2 separate regions of the Homo sapiens genome follow, and region 1 is linked to region 2. A link is an interaction called in ENCODE POLR2A ChIA-PET data of the cell type or tissue named here. Cell type or tissue: CD4-positive, alpha-beta T cell. All regions are shown on one strand.

Region 1 (2,500 bases), 280 kb after region 2:
TGGGGTTTGCTGCCTTCTCCGTGTGTGTGACTGGCAGCTGTATTTTGCCCTGGTTTGCATCCACGCCTCTTGTGGTTAACAGCACGCACTCTGGAACCAGACTGCCTGGTTTCAATCCCACTCAACCACTTATTGGCTATTTTGGTCATCAGCCACCTTAAAATGTAGTGGCTTAAACAATAACTTCTATTTTCTCTGGAGGTTCTGTGGGTTGACTGGGCTCAGTTGGGTTCTCGCTTGGGGTCTGTCAGAAGGTGATAGTCAGACAGTGGTTGGGGCTGGAGTTACCTGACAGCTCAACTGAGCTGGTTCTGTGATGGCCCCTTTACTCACATCTCAGCTGGACCAGCCAAGGAGGCTGCCTGGGCCTCTTGGCCTCTCCTTGTGACTAGCTTGGGCTTCCCTCACAGAATGGCCGTCTCAGTCACAGTATGACAACTACTAAGAGTAGTTGGACTTTTTAGATGGCATTCGGCTTTCCACAGAATGAACACTTGTAGAGATTTAGGTGGAACCTGCAGGGCTTCTTATGACCTAGCCTTAGGAAATCATGAAGTATCACTTTTGCAGAATTCTACTGATCAAAAGTGAGTCAGAAGGTCAATCCAGACTCATGAAGAGAAGACTCCCAAGGCACGAATGCTGGGAGGCACAGGTCTTGGCGTGGTGGTGGGAGGAGGCAGTATCTTTGAAGACAAGCTACCATACTTGCTACATGATTGTCAGCAAATTTCTTAAGCTCTCTGTGCCTCAGTCTTCTCTTCTATAAAATGGGATAATTGCTCCTACCTCACAGAGCTTTTGTGAGGAGCAAATGAGTTAATAATATGTGGAAAGCACTTAACAATGCACTATGAGAGTATTAGCTATTATTATTATTACTCAAAAGAGTAAGGAGCAAATGTTTTTCTCTGATTAATCTCTGTATCCCAATGTCTGAGATATCCCGTGAAATGTTTTATATCATAAACATAAATATGAAATGCTCTATATGCAAAGTAAGTGAAGTGTCCTTCTCCCCATCAAATAAAATTTTTTGTTTTTCATCTAAAAGTCAAGGTTTCAAGTTTAGATAAAAACAGTCATTTCTCACAATCAATAATGCATTTGATGTATTAACAAAAACTCAAACTAGCTGCCGGGGCTGGCGAACGCTGTTGTGAGTCACAGTGGCGATATGCTCACATCAGGGCCGGAAGCAGTAACACTTGTGGTGTGGAATTTCCCGTGGCACCAGCGGAAAAGGAGTCTGGATGCGTTTGTCAAAACTTCCCCGAAACAAAAAGAAATCAGGATTTCCTGCTAGAGGCCCAAGTGGCTAGTGATGTCCAGGACCTCACAACCCAACCTCAGACTGGCCTTAGCCCTGGCTGGAAAACAGGATCTGCCAACAAATCATCAGGGCTGGGCCCCAGCCTCCAGGGATGGACACTTTTCTGTCACTGCCAAATCCAGACAAAGCTCAGAGTCAGGTCACTGAATGCAAACTCTAAATAAAAAAATGGCTTCATGATCCACGCCTGTGGCTGCATGTTCTATTCTACAGAATTCTCCACCACGTCCTCCCATACCTCCTACCCCTCAGTATTCCATGTGGCCTTCAGGACAAATTCGAGTCTCCTGCCACATGCGCCCACCTGCCATGGACCCATGTTCCAGCCACATGCACAGCTTCCGTTCCTCCAAGGGCCCTGAGCTCACATATCTCTCTCTGTTCTTTCATACACTCTTTCTGTTGTCTAGAAGAGATATCAACAGGAAGGGCAGCCACAGTTCTCTCTCCCTCGACTCGGTGCTAGGCAGAGGCTGTGGTAAGAGTGTCATGTCTTCGTCTCAGTTTGTCTGCACGCTGGCCTACAGCGCCCTGCCTTGGCTGGCTAGAGAGCTCACCCATCTCTCCAGCCAGGCTCTGATCAACAGCCTTTCAGAAGGATAGACACATAGAGCAATGGAAGGGAACTGAGGGTTCTTGGTCTTTTAGGAAAAAAGACTCATTTCTTTTTTGCATATGTGTGTGTTTTCCTCTCAAATCCTTCTTGTTACCAAAGCCTGAGAGGGGAAGTCATTCTTATCTGGACATCTCTAAGTGTTCTCTCTCCTTTCCCGAGCAAGCTTCAAAATCCGGTCTTTTGTCTTCAAAGTTCAAAAGTGGATGCATTTGTACTTCCCTGATTGTGGTCTGCTGGTGCCTTTTTCATTTTTTTCTGCACCCCTCTTAGTCACAGCTTGGATGTCCAGGCCCCATTTCCTAGCTCTGTCGATTCTTTTGAGATATGGGTTGAGTAAACCTTATCCGAAAAGGTTGGGACTGGAAGTGTTTTGGATTTCAGATTTTCTGATTGGGGAATATCTGCACATACATATATAATGAGAGATCTTGGGAAAGGGACCCAAGCCTAAACACTAAATTCATTTATGTTTCATAGACACCATACACAGATGGCCTAAAGGTAATTTTACAGAACATTTAAAATAATTTTGTGCATGAAACAAAGTTTGG
Region 2 (2,500 bases):
TTCTGTTGACTCCTTCCTTAGTCTTCTCATTCTCCTTCATAGTGTTTTGTATTGTCACATAGCATGTCACGTAGTAGGTTCTCAGTGCTTGCTAATTCTTATCAAAGAAGGCAGTTTTGGATCATTGACCACAAAATCTGCTCTCCTACTCCCTACTTCTTTTTTGCCTTTTAAGAAACTACGCTTCCTTTTTACTGGTGTCAGGAGCACAGAAGAAAGAACAGCTGGTAAGGAGTAGAGAAGGAGAAAGAAAACTACTTTTTGAAGGTTAGGAGAAATACTGTCCATTGATTTACTTCAGCAACTGCCTGACACATAATAGATATTCACTAATACTTTCTTTGCACCTCATAGCTTAAATGTCTTGAAGAAACAAAAATTGAATGCACAGGATCAAGGCACTAAAGCTTAGATAACACACTCCTGCATCGTTTCCCTGTTTTATCAAGATATCTTTCATCTTTATATCCGGCAATTTAGTGGCAACTCTTCGCTTTCCAACTGCGCACTGAGTCTTTCGGTCTCCTCCCCATTTTCCTAGTCGTCTTCGGTTGTGGATGTTGTAAACTCGACCATCCGTCTCTCAAGGTCTTTGGCTTCAAGGTTTCCCAATGCTCTGGAGCTGTCCAAGCCCCGGTACTCCGGGGTGGAAGACCTCAGATTCATTTGACGGGCTTGTGGAGGTTGGGGGTCTGCGGAGCCCCGTGTGGGTGGGGCTGGGCGCGGCCGGGGCGGAGCCGGCGAGGAGCCCTAGGGAAAGGGTGAAAGGCACAGTTGAGAAAGGCCCGCCGGGCATTGGTTTCACAGTTTCCACGAAGGCTTCGTGTGCAAGCCTGAGGAGTTTAGGTGCCTCCCTCCTGCCTCGCCTTTCTTGGTTCTAGAACCTTCAGTAGGCTTTTCTGGGTTGCAGGGACCCGGAAAAGCAGCGGCTTCCACTCGGGGGGCGGGTCCCAAGGGTCTTGCTGCTGCTCTGGGGCCGTTTGGACTCCTGGTGTTGGGGGAGGGGTCAGGGAGGTGCTGCTCGCGTCTCCTTTTGCGCCTGCGCGGCGGGCTCCGAGCGGGTAGGAGCGCGTGCGCGGTGACGTGGACGTCCGGTGCGCGCGCGCAGGCTCTTCAGCTGGAGCGGACACACGGTGTGCGAACCGAACAGAATAACCCGCCCCCAGCGGGATGTGAAGGACTCCGGGTGAGGCCGGCCACGCCCCGCACGGTAACTCTCGGGCCTGGGTGGAGGGCATCGCTTAGTACTGGCCCGATTGGAGTTTTTCGAGAGTTTGAAGCTCTTGTGTATTTGAACGGCGTGAGAAACGTTCCGCTGAGAGAGCTTCGCACGCCCTCGCCAGGCCGGGCCTTGCGCAGGGCCGCCTTTGGCGCGCCCCTGTGGTCCCTGAGCGAGGCTGCGCATGTCACCTCGCGCGCGTCCCCGGCCTCACTTCCGCGTCGCTCAGCTACCTAACTGGGAACATCGACGCCAGAGAGAGCGGCCACGAGGCGGGAGGGGTGAGAAGCGCCCATGGCTCGGCCCTGCCCTCGCGTGTGTGGGGTGCCGCTCCGCGTGGTACGGTCCGCGTGACGACTTCTCGCCCGGCGCCGGGCTCTAGGTCGAGAGCCACGCTTACGCGCTTTTCAGTTTAGAGCCTAGGTCTCGTGGTTCTAGAACTCCAAGGGAAACGGTGTCGGCGTCGCTTTTCTGAGAACTTGGCGCAGCGTTTTGACACCTGTGCAAACGTCTTTTCTAACAAGTAATTTCCGGCCAAATTGTTTGAGGCAGGACGTCAAGTTTAATAAAGGAGGGCGAGGAAGTGAGCTGTAGGAGTGGGGACTTGGTAAACAAAGGACCGGTGGTGTGTAAGTGCAGAAATGAGGGAGGGGAAAACAGGTGGGAAGAGCAGGTGTTATTTTCTTTATTCCTCTGTGGGGCAGCCTTTTACCTAGTTCTGTTTATGGGGTTTCCCGTTTCTGTTAAATGGTCAAGTAGGTCTCTGCCCTCAGTGCAAGGTATCTGGGACATTAACATCACCCCCCCACCGCCCCCCCAAAGCTCCAGTAGCCAAAGTTGAGGGATCTATGTGTCAGAAGAATATGGGGAAACTAGGGATCGTTTCAGACTGGGTCGGGAGTGCAAAAGTGGTAGTGTCTTGCTGTACAGATTTTTGCCTTGCCTTTCGAACCCTGGGAATGCCTTCTTTCTCTGGCCGGGGTGGAAGCAGGAACGGGTAAATGAGGTCTGAAAGGAGGGGTTACTGATGGCAGACCAACACGAGAAACCAAAGTGCACTCTTTTATTGGGAAGATAACTTTCCCAAGGTTCGCCTCGCCGGAGCAAACACGTGGATCATGAGAAGTCTCGAGCCCACCCGCGCGTGTTGTTGTAGAGCTTGCCAGGCTTATGCGGCTGAGTCCCTGGTTAACAACTGCTTGCTCTGTTCGTTCTTTTTGGGCACGATGCCGCGGCTAGGCTGCAGGGAAAGTGCCTGGGGGCGGCGTGACGGCTGCTGGG

The links. ChIA-PET counts read pairs that join two places held together with the same protein. Peaks named below come from ENCODE experiments on the same cell type or tissue, not always from the same donor. Only the 100,000 strongest peaks of a DNase experiment are listed, where the experiment ranks them.
Region 1: POLR2A ChIA-PET joins it to region 2 with 13 read pairs; 4 of 35 experiments call an interaction of 5 or more read pairs at or near these places.

The regions. Positions count from the first base shown.
Region 1 is chr15:41,935,587-41,938,086 of GRCh38, forward strand. The region is part of intron 3 of EHD4 (EH domain containing 4); the gene reads right to left. Among named protein-coding and RNA genes, the nearest start is that of EHD4-AS1, 15 kb to the left of the region's middle. RefSeq lists an enhancer at 1,699-1,758. In CD4-positive, alpha-beta T cell, CTCF peaks have their summits at 1,866 and 2,068; DNase peaks (open chromatin) are centred at 75, 455, 1,205 and 1,815; H3K4me3 peaks cover 529 bases; H3K27ac peaks cover 2,500 bases.
Region 2 is chr15:41,659,316-41,661,815 of GRCh38, forward strand. MGA (MAX dimerization protein MGA) reads left to right here and starts at 1,090. Exons shown (of 24, transcript NM_001400225.1): 1 at 1,090-1,210. In CD4-positive, alpha-beta T cell, no CTCF peak of the experiment used is centred here; DNase peaks (open chromatin) are centred at 1,116 and 1,446; H3K4me3 peaks cover 2,053 bases; H3K27ac peaks cover 1,983 bases.